2 separate regions of the Mus musculus genome follow, and region 1 is linked to region 2. A link is a loop called in an ENCODE intact Hi-C map of the cell type or tissue named here. Cell type or tissue: left cerebral cortex. All regions are shown on one strand. Links, peaks and the distances in the headings refer to the core of each region. The heading gives the core; the rest is flanking DNA. Region 1 overlaps Ywhaq (tyrosine 3-monooxygenase/tryptophan 5-monooxygenase activation protein theta). Region 2 holds the start of Iah1 (isoamyl acetate-hydrolyzing esterase 1 homolog).

Region 1 (8,811 bases), core at 479-8,478, 77 kb before region 2:
CAGGTTTCTTCATATCACTTTGAGCTTGACCCTCTTCTACCTGCTTCCTTCCTCTATCTCCCTGCCTGTCCTCAGATCACCTTCCCCTGCCACCTTTCCTAACCTAGAGGCTATCTCAGGGCCAGGTTTTTAAGATTTATTTTATTATGTACGTGAGTACTCTGTCGCTTTCTTCAGACAAAGCAGAAGAGGGCATCATCAGATCCTATCACAGATGGTTGTGAATCGCCATGTAGTTGCTGGGAATTGAACTCAGGACCTCTGGACGAGCAGTCAGTGTTTGTTCTTAACCACTGAGCCATCTCTCCAGCCCCTCCCCCCCCTTAAAAGCTAACTTTTATAGCATCTCATTCATTCATCTTTCAAAACGTGAGGGTGCATAGTTCATGATGTGCTTACCTTAAGACTGAGCACTTCTTGAGGGCAGCATGAACCTTATTTCAGGCTTTTTAATGTGTTTACGCAAACACAGGTTTATGGCACCGAACTAAGCAGGTATCAGTTAATATTGGGTAAATAGACTACTGACTGGACAAGCTTCTTCTAACAACAGTATTTGCTGTTATCTAAGTTTTTTGCTATAAACCATGGGCTGAATCATTTAAGGCCTGCCGGGGAAGCTAGTATAAAAACCTAACCTTGAAACCATATTTCAGGTCCAGGTTTGAATGATAGATAGTCAAAAGTATAAGTTGTCTGTGATTAAATGGCATTTTACTAGTTTTTGTTTTGTTTATTTATTCATTTATTTTTAGGAATTGTTGGATAAGTATTTAATAGCCAATGCAACTAATCCAGAGAGTAAGGTCTTCTATCTGAAAATGAAGGGAGATTATTTCCGGTATCTTGCTGAAGTAGCTTGTGGCGATGATCGAAAACGTAAGTATATTTGACCCACGGGTAAATCCAGAATACATAAAAAGAAGTGGGAATGGGTAGTCACTTGTCACTGTGACAAAATAACCCGAGAAAGATAGCTTGAAAGGAGAGAGTTACATTGGTTTCAAAGGATTGGTTCATTAGTTAATTCTGTTAGTGTGGACCCTGAAGTAGGCAGAACTTCACAGGAATTGCTCATTTAATTGCATCCAAGAAGCAAGAGGGTGGGGATCTAGAGACAATGTCTATCTTTTCAGGAAACACTCCTTTGGCCTGTTTCCTTTAACTAGCTCCTGCCTCCTGGATTTCATCACATCCTGATAATACCATTATCAAAGGTCTGATCCATTGGACTGATCAGTACACTAAGTTTGTAGTTCTTAAAAGCCATACAAACTTTCAACCCTATCTTTAACACGTGCCTTAGAGAGTATTTCATATTCAAACCATAACAGGATAATTAGCCACATGTAGGGTAGTAATCTGTAGGTAGTTTGCAGGTTCTTTGTAACTTAAAAATAAAAAATTATATGTCTTGTCCCAGTGGATGCCCCCACACCTGTGCCCATATGGCAACACTTAATTAGATAGGGAGGGATATTAAGTACAACCAAAACAAAGACAAGCATGGGGATGATGGGGTAGGGGCACTAAGAGTGTTTTGGAGAGGATGATGGTGGGTGGATATGATTAAATTGTTTAAATGTATGAAAATTTAAAAGAATAAACAAATGGTATTTAAATTAAAAAAATTGTTTTTCTGTGTATACATGTTTTGCTTGTGTGTGCTTGGGTGCCTGGTGCCTTTGGAGGCCCTGGAACTAGAGTTTACAGATGGTCGAGCTGCTGTGTGGCCTTGGAATTGAACCTGGGTTCTCAGGAAGAACCACCTGTATCTTAACCACTGAAATATTTCTCCATCTACATCAAAGAAAATAACAAAAGTCTTTAAAATGAACACTTGTAGTGGTACACATCCTTGGTCCTAGAACTTGCGAGGCAGACAGGTGGATCTCTGTGAGTTCAAGGCCAGCCTGGTCTGCATGATGAGATTTATGATAGCCAGAGCTATGAAGAGATACCCTGTCTCAAAAAAGAAGTATTTTATATAAAGGAAATTGAATTTCTTTTTTTGATTGTATTTCTGAAAATGAAAACACTGCAGCATCTAGGAAGCTGGAGCAGGAGAATTGTCAGAACAACCTGGACTACATAGTGAGACCCTGCCTCAAAAAAAAAAAAAAAAAGAAATGAATTTATCCTCAACAAAGTTGGGCTCATGGGTGAACTCTAATTGTGCTTTTATATTACAAGCAGCCTTAATCTTTCATGCTTTGGGAGTTTGTTAAAATTATAGCTCTAATTCTATGTAATTCTAATTCCTTACATAACACTTCTATATTTCTAATAAAATTATATGTAGAATATAGAAATAGGATGTTGCTGGTTATTTGTGTAGGGTATGTGTGCTAGAGCTTGAAACCAGGACTTCACACAGAATATTTACTTTTTTTCAGTATGTGTGTGCCTGAATGCCATAGCACACATGTAGGGATCAGAGGACATCTACCATGTGGGTTCCAAGGATCAAACTTGTGCTGTCAAGCTTGTTTGGTGTCAAGCAACTTTATCTACTGTCTTACTGGTCCAAATAGGTTTTTGTTTAAGTATACTGGAGCTGTGGTGATCAGAATGACTCATAGCCAGATACCTATGTTGAAGTTGTTAGCATGTTGTATATTGGATAGATGCTTTGGCTGTTGTGCTTAACTTTTTTCCCGTTTTCAACTCACAGAAACAATAGAAAATTCCCAAGGAGCCTACCAAGAGGCGTTTGATATAAGCAAGAAGGAGATGCAGCCTACGCATCCAATCCGCCTGGGGCTGGCTCTTAACTTTTCTGTATTTTACTATGAGATCCTTAATAATCCAGAGCTTGCCTGCACACTGGCTAAAACGGTAAGATTGCTGTTGGGTTCATCCCTCTTTTTATGAGGATGTTTGAGAAACTAAGTATATTAATTTTTAAGTATTTGGATGCTCAAGGGAGGCCATTTTCATGTGTGTGTTAGACAGTTTCTCTATTACTGACTCTCCTCCATCCCTACCCCCCAAACTGCACCAGTTCCTGTAAGAATTATACTAAGTGTTGTTTAATGTACTGTGTATCTTGTGATAAACCAACAAATGCTTGTAAATATTTAGAGTGAGTTTCAGATTATATTGGGGGGGGGTTGGTTCGAGACAGGGTTTCTCTGTATAGCCCTGGCTGTCCTGTAACTCATTTTGTAGACCAGAAATCCGCCTGCCTCTGCCTCTCAAGTGCTGGGATTAAAGGCGTGCCACCACGCCCGGCTAAATTTTTTTTTTAAGATTATTTATTTTAGGGCTGGTGAGATGGCTCAGCGGGTAAGAGCACTGACCACTCTTCCAAAGGTCCTGAGTTCAAGTCCCAGCAACCACATGGTGGCTCACAACCATCCGTAATGAGATCTGACGCCCTCTTCTGGAATGTCTGAAGACAGCTACAGTGTACTTACTTATGATAAATAAATAAATCTTTTTTTTTTTTTTAATTACTTATTTTAGCTGGGCAGTGTTGGCGCATGCCTGGGGAGCAGCACTTGGGAGGCAGAGGCAGGTGGATTTCTGAGTTCGAGGCCAGCCTGGTCTACAGAGTGAGTGCCAGGACTGCACAGAGAAACCCTGTCTCGAAAAACCAAAAAAGAAAAAGATTATTTACTTTATGTATATGAATACGATGTAACTGTCTTCAGACACACCAGAAGAAGGCATCAGACCTCACTATAGATAGTTGTGAGCCACCATGTGGTTGCTGAGAATTGAACTCAGGACATCTGAGAGAGTAGTCAATGCTCTTAACTACTGAACCATCTCATCATCCAGCGCCCCCCCCCCTTTTTTTTTTTAAGAAGCAGAGCAAGTATAGCTTTAGTGAGGAAAGGTGAGGCCAGAACTCTCCCGAATTGGGGCATGGGGGCAGGGGAGTGGGACTTGAAGTGAGGAACACTCACAAAATCTTAAACTGGGGCTCCAAGGGAGTACTTCCATAGTGTTACCCTGTAGCGTAATGTGGTTGTACACACGGTTGTATTTGCAGACTGGCTAGCTTCTGTTCCTGAACTAAATGTATAATACTACAAATGTTAACTTTACCAGGCTTTTGATGAGGCCATCGCAGAGCTTGATACACTGAACGAAGACTCCTACAAAGACAGCACCCTCATCATGCAGTTGCTTAGAGACAACTTAACAGTGAGTTGTTCACTATTAACATGTCTGTTTTCAGAAACAACAGTAATTTCGTTTTGGGGGGGTACAGTTATAGAAAAGTTATAGCCTCTTTTTTTATTGTCATTTTTGAGACAGGGTTTCTCTGAGTAGCCTCCTTGGCTGTCCTGGAAATCACTCTGTGGACCATTCTGGCTTCATACACACAGATATCCACTTGCCCTGCCTCCCAAGTGCTGGGATTAAAGATGTGCACTACTACTGTAGGACTAGAGCTATGGTCTCTTACAAAATTTGGAGAAATGTCTTCATGATGACAAAGTATTTTATCAGACCTTTCTATGAAAGTAGAATATAGTATTATCATTACTTTTAGACTTAGTGGAATGTGTTGGTAACAACAGTTAATGTAGAGAGCTTGTCTAGTTCTAGTATTTCCTTTCTTTGGGTAAATTAGATATAACAAATTAGAGATTCTATATGTGTTGCAAACTCCTTATTTTACTAAAAGTTTCCTTGGAGGGCTAGAGAGATGATTCAGTGGTTAGGAACATTGGTTGCTATCTCAGAGGGCCTGGGTTTGAGTCTCAGTGCCCACATAGTGATTCACAATGGACTAACTCTTGTCCTAAGGAACCCCTCCCATGGGCACTGTACACACATAATATGCAGGCAGCATGTCTGTGCCTATAAAGGTTTAATTTTTTTCTGTTGTGTTTGAATATTTGATAGAGGGTTTCTTATTTTGCATTCTATTGCAGTGTGAAAACATGGTGACTAAAAAAGTATTGGGAAGAGAAGAATTTATTTCAGTTTAGATTTTACACTCCAGCATGGAGGGAAGTCAGGGGGTGGGCGGTGGTGGTACCACCTTTAATTTCAGCACGTAGGACAGAGGCAGGAAGATCTCTGTGAGGTTGAGGTCAGCCTGGTGTATATAATGAGTACCGGGATAGCTAGGACTATACAGAGAAAGAAATCCTGTCTCAAAAGAAGAGGGAAGTCAGGACAGGAACTGAAGCAGAGGCCATGGAGGAGTGCTGCTTTTACTCACTTGTTTCCATGACTTAGTCTGCTTTCTTTTATAACCCAGAAGTACATGCTCAGGGGTGACACTTCTTCCCATAGTGAAGCTAGGCCCTCTCATGCCAATCATTAATCAAGAAAATGCTGCCAATCTGATGGAGGCATTGCTTCAGTTAAGGTTCCCTCTATCCGGATGACTTTGGCTTTTGTCAGATTTACAAAAACGAAAAGAACTGACACAGGCTAAGCCTATGTGTAAGTTTACCTCTGCTTATAAGCTAAAGCCCGTTTTATCTTTTCCTTTGGTTTTTCTTCCTCATTCTTAAGCAGTAGGTAAAGGATGCATTAGTGTTCTGTCCTTGTGACAAACCGGATTAGACAACTTTAAAACAATGCTGAGTTTAGGATTCACGAGTGTAAAGGTTTCAGTCCCCAGTAGTAGCGTGGGTGCATTGTGTTGAACAGCTTGACAGGTTCAGTGAAGTGAAGGCCTGCATCTCCCCTGGCAGCCATAGGAAAGACACCTATCAGTGTCCTTCAAGGGTGCTCCCACAATGACCCAGCTTTCCATAACTTGATAGCTCCTCTAAAGGATTGTACTACCTCTCTAAAGGTACAGCATGAGGAGCTGAGAGTTTAACTTAAGCCTGTGGGGACATTTCATACCAAAGTATAGCAAGAAACAATTGAGAAATGGTGAGGCTTGAACTTAGTCATTTTCTGTGTTCAAGTAAATTTGATAGGATAATATTTTAGACTGAAGACAGAGAGAACCAGGAGGGAATGATGCCTTTTAATATAAATAGAGTTTTCCCAGCATCTGGTTGTGCTGCTGTAGCTTTCACTTTCACTGTGTGGTATTAATATTACAGTGTTTTTAAAGTTCCATATCTGTTCAGTTCTCCTGAGCAGATGATGAGTTCATGGAAAAGGAAATCAGGAAAGCGCTGTGTGTTCTTAGATGTCAGCAGAGCAGAGCCACACACAGCTGCTCCTATGAATTGACTGTAAGCTTCATGGACTCAGGACTGTTTACTTTAATAGTGATTTAAGATCTTTATTTATTTGTTTGTTTGTTTGTTTATTATATGTAAGTACACTGTAGCTGTCCTCAGACACTCCAGAAGAGAGAGTCAGATCTCGTTACGGATGGTTGTGAGCCACCATGTGGTTGCTGGGACTTGAACTCCGGACCTTCGGAAGAGCAGTTGGGTGCTCTTACCCACTGAGCTATCTCACCAGCCCTATTTATTTATTTAATGTATTTGAGTACACTGTAGTTGTGCAGATGGTTGTGGGCCTTCGTGTGGTTGTTGGGGATTGAAATTTTAGGACCTCTGCTCACTCCAGTCAACTCCGCTCCACCCAAAGATTTATTTATTACTATACATAATTACACTGTAGCTGACCAGATGCACCAGAAGAGGGCGTCAGATCTCATTATGGGTGGTTGTGAGCCATCATGTGGTTGCTGGGATTTGAACTCAGGACCTTGGGAAGAACAGTCCATGCTCTTGCCATCCCAAGCCTACTTTTTCCTTTTTTTTTGTTTTGTTTGTTTGGTTGTTGTTGTTGTTTGTTTATTTGTTTGTTTGGGTTTTCAAGACAGAGTATCTCTGTATAGTTCTGGCTGTCCTGGAACTCACTTTGTAGACCAGACCAGAGGCTGGCCTCAAACTCAGAAATTTGCCTGCCTCTGCCTCCATAGTGCTGGGATTAAAGGCGTACACCACCACCGCCCACCTCCAAGCTTGCTTTTTCTTAAGTTGCAAGTAGCATCTTAGTGTTGATAAATTACGTTTTCTGAACTGATTACAGTTAGTATTGACAGTGGACATTTTGCTTCCTCTTTTCAGTCTTAACTAGAGACATCTTGGAATACTCTAGTTTTAGCATTCAGTTAATGCACACATATTCATGCTATGTAGCCTTTATCACATATCACCATTTAAATTTCTGTCGGTACAGAGTAATTCTGTTGCTTTTTCTGTTACTCCTTCATGTACTTGGAAATAGTTAACAAGACCATGATTTTCTCCTTATATAGTTCTTGCTTTATTAGTCTCATAAATTATATTTAAACACTGTTTTCAAGGAAAGTGTTTCACTATTGAGAATGAAGAACATGAAATTCTCAGCACTTTGTATATTCTGTAATTACAGTTTACTTGTGTGGAATTGGAAACTGTCTCAGTCTGCTTTTCATTGCTGTCATAAAGTCCATGACCAAAACAACTTGGGTAGAAGTATGTATTTATTTGATTTACATGTTATAATCCATTCTTGAGGACAGTCAGAGCAGGACCTCCAGGAGGAACCTGTAGATGAATGATAGATACTGTCCACAGAACACATGTATGAATATATGTAGTTAATGTGACATTGTAAATGTCTGTTAGGCTATGTTTTAAAGGGGTGATAGATAGTTCTCAGTTTGAGAAAGGACAGTCTTCATCATCATCTTGCTTAAAGGATTGGTGTTTTAAGGGACTTCATGCTTGGATGGAAGTAATAAGTTAACATAGTTCTCTTTTTCTTCTTTTGTAGTTATGGACATCAGACAGTGCAGGAGAAGAATGTGATGCAGCAGAGGGGGCCGAAAACTAAAGGCATCCAGGGCACCAACCTCCTTCCCCTCAAGAAAACCTTTTTACATCTCCATTCCTTATTCCACTTGGATTTCCTCTAGCAAGGAAGCCCATTCGTGTGTATGGGATCAACTGTTTATATAGTCTTTTCACACTGCAGCTTTGGGAAAACTCCATCCCTTGGTTTGTGTTATCTCCGCCTTCCTGGTGTGCAGTTACTGCTGTAGAAAAGTATCAATAGCTTCATTTCATAGAAACACGAGTAACTTCCAGACACTTGTGTAGAGGAGTGACAGCACACTTGGTATTTAAGTAATCTGAACCAGTTCTACAAGTGACTGTGTTTTGTATTACTGCGAAGATATGGAAAATGTAGTGCATTACAATTTAAAGTAATTGTAATAATAACGTCTTGATTTCTACATTCCTTTTCTGAACCTTCTTGGAGGTTTCCTTTCAGAAGCAACTTTTCCATGCTCTTACTACAAATTCCTTTTTAGTAGGAATCCAGAAGTGTTAGATTGAATGGGAAAGCGCTTAATGCATCCGGGCTTGGGGTCACAGATCGAAATGTCTCCTGTGTCACATATTCTGGAGGTTACATCTTTCTGTGACAACAGGGAGTTTCCTTATGCATTCTTCATTTGCTGCTGTTTAAGTTGACAACTTCCTTCCCAATAAAAATTCACTTACACCTCCTGCCTTCGTAGCTCTGGTATTCACTTTACCTTGTGATAGAAGTAGCATGTTGCTGCCAGAATACAAGCATTGCTTCGGGCAAATTAAAATGCATGTCCTTTCTTAATACACTAGGAAGGAGAAATAAAGTCCACAAGTCCAAGCCTGCACTTCAATACTTTTCCATGCAGAGTTGTGCACATGGGAGAGGGTATCCGGTTTGTCCAGTGATTGTTCTTTAGAGAGTTGGACCACTATATTGTGTGTTTGCTAATCATTGACTGTAGTCCCAAAAAAGCCTCGTGGAAATGTTATGCCCTATGTAACAGCAGAGTAACATAAAAATAAAACTACATTTTATAAAACCATTTATTATGGCTTTGTAACA
Region 2 (8,811 bases), core at 626-8,625:
GCATTGCCCTCACCCTGTCGCTACAGCCCTGTCTGAGATGTTGTACATGACTCGAGAGCCCCCCCTTTCTATCAGCATTATCTGTGTTGTGGACCTCAGATTAGGTGTTGTCACTGCTCAGGACTCTGAGTTACCCGGTCACCTACAGAAAGATTGGTGACTTCTAGCTTTGGGCCTAGTGTGGATAATGCTGTGAAAAACTACATAGTGCATGTGTACATGGCTGGCCAGCTGCCCTTCATATGACAACTAGCTTTTCCCGTATGTGTGTGTATATGTATATTAATGAATGTATATGTATGTATATACACACATATATATGCACTAAAATGTGTCTACATACATATACACATACATACATACATATGTTTTCAGGCTTTAAGACACAATAATTCAGCTAGAATGACCCCTCTAGCAGTAGATTTGTTAGTGAATATATATCACAGTTTTCCATGAACTGTGTCCTGCTTTTATATATCTGAACTTAAGGCATTTATGGTACTCTAGGTAACCCTTAGCTAAGGTTCTGGCTGTACTGGCTGCTGCGGCTCCTCCAGGCCTTTCTCCTGGTGAAAAGCATGACTGACATTCACGTCTTTTGAGACACAGTTTTATATGGCAGACTGGATGCAAACATGCTGTGCAGCTAGGGCTAGCCTTGAACTCCTGATCCTTCTACCCTCACCTCACTGGGATTACAGATGTGCATCACCATGCCCGTCTAGAGAGCTCTTCTAGGAAAGCTGCACACATCTTGTTTACCCGTGTGCTCCCAATAACCCTGAGAGGGCCGAGAAAACCTTGGTACCTGGCTGTCCTTCTGCATCAGGGTCCACAGGTCAAGGACATCAGTCCCACAGTCTCGGGCTACTTGTAAACACGCATTTGCATATTCACCAACAACTGAGTTCAGGCGGTTTAATTTGCAACCTGTTGGCGAAAACTCCAGAGGTCACTGGCAAACTTAGTGCTGGTCCTTTTGAAGGCCACATGGACTGGACAGCGTCTGATGCCACTGATGCCAGCATAGGGGCTGCAACAATGGCACAACAATGCAACAATGGCAGGAGTGCACCGTGGGGAGGAACAGCCAAGGAGCAGCCAGAGGCTCCTAAGGCACCAGGCCTGGTCAGGGTACTGAGGCTAAGCAGCTAGAGCATAGACCCCAGTGAGGTAGGTAAAGGGCAAGGAAGGGCATGGCTAGAAAGAAATGTCAAGATCATGAGAGAGAGAGACACACTGCTACTGAGACCTCCAGTGTCAACATGCAGCCAACAGCCACTGTAGTCACTAGGCACTACTACTCGGCTGTGCCTGTGAACATGCTCAGCCATTCTGAGGCTTTCCTAGTCTATGTGACAGCCATGCCTGTCCATTAATGCAGATTCCAGGACAAAATGGACAGATTCATTGCATGCCTGCCTACCTCCCAGCAGAATATCCAGTTGGTGGGGGAAGCCCGGCTGGGGGAGAATCACACATCTTCCTGAGAGGCTAGGGAAGGGATCTGGGGTATGGCAGGAGCCAGGCTGACCAGCTGTGTGAGGAAAAGAAAACTCTTCCCCAGTTTTGACAGCGGACCTGTGCTGAAAAGCCATTAGTGTGTCCCAGTCAAGCCTGTCCTCCAGTTTCAAGCAGCTTGGACAAAGTCCACAGTACACCTTTCCAGTCAAGTGTGTAAGCATGAGAGCTGTCGTGCTGAAGGGACAAAGTGGAGGGATTTTACCATCACACTTTGCCAACTGCCAAAGGAGACAAGACAGGAGGGGCTCCTGGCAGCTGAAGGGGCGGCCATCTGCAGAGCTCTATGCTGCAGGTGCCTTCCCTGTGCCAGGGGAGAATGCTGCAGATGGGGACTTGGTGTGAGCACCTGTGTGGCTGCCGGTGGGCTGTGTGTATCTTGGCATCTGGCAACTACAGACAGTGGGTTCTGGGTCATCAATGCCCTCCTGACTTACATACAACCAGGACACCCCCCCCCCATTTATGCCAAAAATAGTCTAGCAGTTCTCAACCGGTGGGCAACCCCACTCAAACAGCCCCTTTGGCAAACTTCTTCTCCAAAAATGTTCACACTGCGATTCATAAGAGTAGCAAAATTGCAGCTCTGAAGTAGCAATGAAATACTTTTATGGTTGGAGGTCAGCACAACATTGTGTGAAAGCGTTGCAGCATTAGGAAGGTTGAGAAGCACTGCTCTAGAGAAAGACTCGATTCTCACTTGACTGAAAATGGGACAGGTCCCTCCATCGAGTGGAGGCCCTCAGCGCCCACACCTCAGCTGTGATCGATGCCCACCCTCAGCTCTGACAGGCTGAGGCCTGCTCCTCACCCTTCAGGACGCACTCCTTCTCCCAGGCGGCTTCGCAGAGCGGGGGTGGCGTGATAAGGATGACCCGCTCCCTGGGGACGTCCACAGACCTCAGGTACTGCACCATGTCCCTCAGGTTTGCGCTGTACTCATCCAAGGGGACGTGCTGCTTGGGGTTCTCATCTGTTCAAGACATGCAGCTCAGTCTCATGGTTTATAGAAACAATGGCAAACATGATGAGTATACTTTTGTTTATTTTTTTCCTTTTTGAGACAGTCGCTCATAGCCCAGGCAGGTTCTAAATTCACTATATAGCCAAGACAGGGTCTTACTATAGTCCAGAGAGCTTGGAACTTGCTATGTAGACCAGGCTGGCCTAGAACTCAGAGATCTTCTTGCCCTTGCCCTGGCCTCCCAAGTGCTGGGATTAAAAGCCTACACACCCACACTTAGCCTTAGTTTTATGTCAGACTGGGAAGGGAAGTGAACTGGACAGGCAAGCACTCGACCCACTGTGTGATAGCCCTATGATATTCCTAGGCCTCTGTGTTCTCTCTCTCTCTCTCTCTCTCTCTCTCTCCCTTCCTCTTCCCCTCCCTCTCACCCCTTCCCTGTTCTCTCTGCCCAAAGATTTCTTTATTTATTATACATAGTACATTGTAGCTGTCTTCAGACACACCAGAAGAGGGAGTCAGGTCTCATCACGGATGGTTGTGAGCCACCATGTGGTTGCTGAAATTTGAACTCAGGACCTTCAGAAGAGCGGTCTGTGCTCTTACCCTTTGGGCCATCTCTCCAGCCCGGCCTTTGTGTTTTGAAGACAGGCTGGCCCAGACCATGCAGTGATTCTTCTGTCTCAGCCTCCCCAGGCTAAGACCACAAGTATGTGCCACCACACCCAGGCAGGAATATATTTTTGCAAATTTTCAGTGTCACAGAGGAACTGTTGAGTTCCGAGACACAAAGAAAAGACTCCTTCCTCTTCAACCCATTTACTTGCATGGCTCACAGCTCAGGCCTCGGAGGCTGGCTAGGAGATTTTCAGTGTCCAGGTCTTTTCTCTAGGTTCCCCATCATCCGTAAGGCTGATGTGTAGGCTATGATGTAAGACTGCCCTACCTTCACTGACACTGGCTTTAACCCTCTGAAGCTCACAGTGTGCTCACTGGGAGCTGAGGTAATGGCAGGTCTGCCTCTTAAACTAGCCGTGAAAACCAGTCAAGTGTGTAAAGTCGCTCATCAGGCTTGCTGCCAGTCAGGCTGGCACACAAGCACTAGGCTCTCCGCAGACTCCGTGCGAAACACAGAGAGTAAAAAGCAAAGTTACCCATGAACCATCCTGGCCAGTCTTTCTCCATAATCACGTGATCTCCCATCACTTGAGAGGTAGAGGCAGAAAGATCAACTAGCCTTAGCTACTTAGTGAGTTTGAGGCCAGCCTGGGCTACAGGAGATCATGTCTCAAAAAATCAAACAAACAAAAAAACTAACAAAAAAGGACCCTTCTTTGTCACTAGAGGGTACATGAGCCTAGTCCTCCCCAAAAAACCAAAAACCTAACAAAGAGGACACTCCTCTGTCACCAGGGGGCGCATGCCCCAGAAGCAAGCCTTCTGCTGCCAACTGTATCAGCTGAGGACTTAGAGGGCAGGAACAGACAATGAAAAGTACTTTCAGGTGAGTTCAAGGAGGCGGTCATATGGGAAATGAGCCCTAGAGTACCTGAGCCAAATCTGACCACATCAAAGCCCAAAGAAACCCACACAGGCGAGCGAGCCCCAGGAACACTCAGTTCCCGGGAAAGCTTTCTACTGGGAGATACAGAAGCAGTCTGGTGGGAGAGTAATATAAACATGTATTTGTTTGAGTCCAGGCAAACCAAAGGTGATCTAGGGATGTCCTTACCTTTGAGTGAAGAGTCATTGGCACCAAAGAAGATTGTAACGGCCACTGGGTTTTCCATCCCAGGCCCTTTCCTGATAAGTCTTGGGAGGATAATCTTGGCCCATCTGGTGTTATAACCTGAAAATCCACGATTCAGAACATCACACTTTCTGAAAGAAATTGGTTAAAAAGATGGGTTATGAGCTAAGAGCATAACCTAGTCCTGGGAGCTGTCCATAATTAACCCGTGTTCTGTGAACCTTATGGGAACGCTCACCCTGCCCAGACTCCTCATGTCCCTCAATGAGATATGAATTCCATACAAGGGTCTAATTCTATACATTTTAGTGGTGACTCAAGGTACATCTAAAATGGACTTTCCGATAGACGTTAACCAAACGGGTACAGAACGTTAGGAACCCACTAACAGGCTGGTTTGAAAGGTTCCAGGAAGGCAGAGCAGCCAATACAAGTGCTGCTGGTTCCCATGTGGTAGAAACTCGATTTTGTTGAACCTGAATTCCTTTCCTTTAACATGTATCCAGGAGGGGAAAGCTAGCAGATAAAAGCCTCCACCATTCACTCTGACTATGCTTCCCACCAGAAAGTAGCCAAGTACAATCTAGGAACTGTTCTTACCTGACTAGTCTGTCAGCCAGCAACGAGCCCCATCCACCCTGCTGGAAAGAAAACTGAAGAAAGAAGTCTGTTACTACCCACACAGCTATACACTATGGCATGGTGGTGGGCCAGGCCTGTTAGATGCAGACTCCGTTTAGACACTCCCAGGCTTCTTTCTTGCCTTCCTTGCTTGGGAAGGTATTTTGAGAATTACTGTGGCTTCACTTGGAAACTCTCTGGACATGAGAGGGTTTTACTGTGACCTAACATTAGAGACATTCGTTATCTGAACAGCAGAAAGCTCAACTATGTTGAGTCAGCTGACATAATGTTATCCCATTTCTCCACAGCTGAAAACTAAGGAAGCCTATGCTCTATTGATTTCCCTGACAGTCATGGCAATCCTCCAGCAGTATTGCGCCATCTCGCCCACTCACAAAAACTTAATGCCCAATATCTAAAAACAATGTTGCCAATTACTAGGGAAAGCCAAGCCCGCGTACGAGTAAATTGTGGAGAAGCGTCTTTTTTTGTTTTGTTTTGTTTTTTAATCTCCCTGAAGGAAGGCATCTTGAAGAATTTCCTCAATCGGGAACTATATGTTTTCAGATAGGGTTACTTTTTCATGCTGTTGAAAGCATTGTTTTCAAAAACCACTTGGTACTGGACCTAAGCCGCTTGAGGAAGAGAGGAGTGAACTAGTCGGTTCAAAGTTCAAAGTAGCTTCGGTGAAGAACCCGCAGGAGGTTGCAACCAAGCGAAGGCGGACCCTTTAAGCTCCCGTGCACCCCGACGCGCACCGGGCCATCCAGAGTCCGGGGGAGTCGGGCAGCTCGGGATCCGTACCGGCTCGCGGAGCACGGTGGGGTGGGGGAGAACCGCGCCTGGACTGCTCCGACACGCACGCGGATGCAGCCGAGGGTGCGGCGGGTACCTGCGTGATGGAGTCCCCGAAGAGCAACACGCGAGGCCAGAGCAGAGCGCTCCCGCTAGCAGCTCGCTCGCACAGCGACATGGTAGAAAGCCCAAAACCCCGCAGGGCTGCGCCGGATGTGGAGGAGCCTCGCGCCGTGGGCGGAGCTAGCTGCGGGCGGGGCTAGCCGTGGGCGGGGTGAGCCCCAGATCAAACCTCTTTGCACTCAGGTCTCCTGAAGCGAGTGTCCCCGGCCGGGTGAGTCCTGCCACCGGTTCACCCCAACCCCGCCTCTCCGAGACTGGGGATAGCTGTGGTGCTTGGAAATCTCGTTTTTAGCAGGAGCACTCGTCCATTTTTGGCCATGCCCAAGTGGAGGATTTCCTCTTCCAGTACTGGACTTGATGGGCACAGTAAAAGATAGAGGTGTCTAGGGACCCTCACTGTAGACCGCCTGACTTCACGGTATCACATGCCCCAGCTATTAAAAGGAAATTTCTAGTTTTATGTAATAAATTTTTGTATGTTATGGGGGCCCTAGGCTTTTGGTATAGGCCAAAAACATGGGAATTTGGCTGTTTTATAGAAATTTCATTTTAAGGAAGTCAGATTTACACTGTTAGCAAAGCACCGGAGCGTTTACACACCCAAGAGGGTAGGTAGACAAGACAGGCTACATGGGCGAAGTTCTTTGCCTTGATAGTGTGCTCTGAAGGAGAAGCACTCCCTTGAGAAGGGTGACAATCCCAGCAAGGAACTGAAGTGTTGCTATTTTACATAGATAGCAAACCTGGCCTCCAGGTTCTTTCAGCATCGCTGCTCAGCCCCTACCTGGTACCCTGCCCCCAACCCTGGACTGTCCAGCACAGGGGCTGGACTCTTCTGTAGTAGTCAATGAACTTTTTTTTTTAAGATTTGTTTATGTATATGAGTACGCTGTTCAGATGGTTGTGATTGTTGGGAATTGAATTTAGGACCTCTGCTTGCTCTGGTCCAGCCCCAAGACTTATTTATTACTATATGTAAGTACACTGTAGCCATCTTCAGACAGCAGATCTCATAACGGGTGGTTGTGAGCCACCATGTGGTTGCTGGGATTTGAACTCAGACCTTCAGAAGAGCAGTCAGTGGTCTTACCCGCTGAGCCATCTTGACAGCCCTGGGACCAGTGAACTTGATGGCCCAACAAACCTGCGTTTTTTATGTACTTGAATCTGGCTTGAACTGACTAATTTTAACATCAGAGAAACATCACTGAGCTCCACCCACTTTCTCCTTGGTCTGAATTTTATGTCCTTTAGAAAACCAGACTAATGAACTAACTCACACTACATCTGAGGCATAAAACCCCATCTCTGAATTGAACATGTAGATCCCATAACAGATGAGTCCTAAAAGTGGTGGTTTTAGAATCATAAGCCAAGGAATTGGGTAAGGGTGTGGAGAACAGGGGTTTCAAAGCTGTGGCACAACATTTGCATTCAACTCAAAACTCAGATTTGCCAGTACAGACCAGAGGAAGACAGACGGAGAGCTGAAGATTTCAGCATACACTGCGGAAAGTGCCTGGAGGCAGACTCAGTGTGGTGCTCAGGCAGAAGTGGCTCCCTTGAGGATTAGTTGGAGAATAAAGGACACATCAGTTGGTGGTCCTGCAGTAGTCAAGCCATCTGATGCAAAAGTAAACAGGCACCCCCGGAGAAACTAAGGTTATTTTATTTGAAGAACAGAAGTTAACTCTTGGCTGAGTGTAAAAAAGTCTGGGAGTCTGGGAGGCAAGGCTGTCAGTGCACCGGCGTCAGAGCCTCGTACAGTCTCTGGGCGGCCAGTTCCACCATTTCTCGGAGGGATTCATCATCTTCACTTCCTTCTTCACATTCTACAGCCTGAAAATAAAAGCGCCAACTTCAGCCTAGAATTATCCCCTGCATGAAAATGAGCACTCTAAGCCCTGGAGGCAGATTGCCAGGATATGAGCCACAGACTCACCCTCCTGTCACCTGCAGTATCTCTGTCAACACAGTGACTGGAGAGCCAAGGGTGGGGTGGGGTGGGGGTGGGGGATGCCTAGAGCTTTGGACCAAAGAAAGCCCCCATCTCTGTTCATTTCTTGATGGCCATGCAACTGAGCCCGTGTAATACGAATTACTGAGCCAGCAATGAACTTGGTGAATTGTTCACCGCTGGGTGTGAATTTGACTTTAACCATCCAACAGCCACTGCCTTGCGGCTGCTGATTTAAACTGTTAGTCTCACTGTACACACGGTACTCCACTCTTGTTGTAGCCCAGGCTAGGCTGGAGCTGGGGATCGTCTGCCTCAGCTCCCTGAGCAGTGGCTTACAGACATGCATTACATTACCCACCGAGCTTAGAGCAGCTCATGTGGTACAGCCCAGCTACAGAGCACAGTTCCAGCCCAGCCTGGACTATAGTGTTACTGTTTTAAAGCTGGTGTAGTGATGCCTGCCGGATACTCCAGCAATGGTGAGGCTAAGGCCAGCCTGGACTACAGGATAAGAACCTATCTTGTAAGACCCAAGGCTTCGTTCCACTAAGGCACTCACCATCTGAGCCACCAAACTGCTCCATCTAACTGCCAGGGCTGCAGTCTTATTCCTATTGTCACCCTACTCCTCAAAAGTCTTGACACACTTGGATAGCTACGTACCCGAGTCTCCAGATTAATATTTGCTGTTTTCCCGTCCACTGTGACACTGAGGACGGAGTCATCTTTCACACTGACACAGTCTTCTCCAAATATGTCCCTTTAAGTGAACAGAAATTCGGCATTACTGGGAAAGTCCAAATTCACCTGTTTGGGGAGGAGGTCCAAGTCCTTCTCTAACTCGTCCAAGTTAGGATGCTTTTAGCTGCCCAGGAGACATCAACTTACAACAACTACTAAAACAGCTCGACCCACGAGAGTGCTGTACTGGTTTTGCTTTTGTTTTTAATTTAATACTGAGGATTAAGCTTGGGGCCTCACACACATTAGGCAGAGACATGGCACACCCCACAGCCTATTCTGAGATAGGGTCTTACTACATTGCCTAGAATGGCCACCAGTTTCTATGCAGCT

The links. Peaks named below come from ENCODE experiments on the same cell type or tissue, not always from the same donor. Only the 100,000 strongest peaks of a DNase experiment are listed, where the experiment ranks them.
Region 1: it touches region 2 in a loop (2.0-fold over the local background); 3 of 42 quality-filtered maps call a loop at or near these places.

The regions. Positions count from the first base shown.
Region 1 is chr12:21,390,309-21,399,119 of GRCm38, reverse strand. It overlaps Ywhaq (tyrosine 3-monooxygenase/tryptophan 5-monooxygenase activation protein theta), which reads left to right. Exons shown (of 5, transcript NM_011739.3): 2 at 756-879; 3 at 2,675-2,838; 4 at 4,060-4,155; 5 at 7,705-8,791. The coding sequence ends at 7,764. It also overlaps F630048H11Rik. Among named protein-coding and RNA genes, the nearest start is that of Adam17, 21 kb to the right of the region's middle. In left cerebral cortex, for the core only: no CTCF peak of the experiment used is centred there; no DNase peak of the experiment used is centred there.
Region 2 is chr12:21,313,453-21,322,263 of GRCm38, reverse strand. Cpsf3 (cleavage and polyadenylation specificity factor 3) reads right to left here. Exons shown (of 18, transcript NM_018813.3): 17 at 8,401-8,497; 18 at 7,208-7,616. The coding sequence ends at 7,515. Iah1 (isoamyl acetate-hydrolyzing esterase 1 homolog) reads right to left here and starts at 5,872. Exons shown (of 6, transcript NM_026347.3): 1 at 5,752-5,872; 2 at 4,836-4,888; 3 at 4,218-4,366; 4 at 2,333-2,494; 5 at 809-930. The coding sequence starts at 5,832. In left cerebral cortex, for the core only: CTCF peaks have their summits at 3,019 (motif pointing right) and 3,896 (motif pointing right); DNase peaks (open chromatin) are centred at 4,963, 5,149, 5,841, 6,849 and 1 more place; H3K4me3 peaks cover 1,343 bases; H3K27ac peaks cover 903 bases.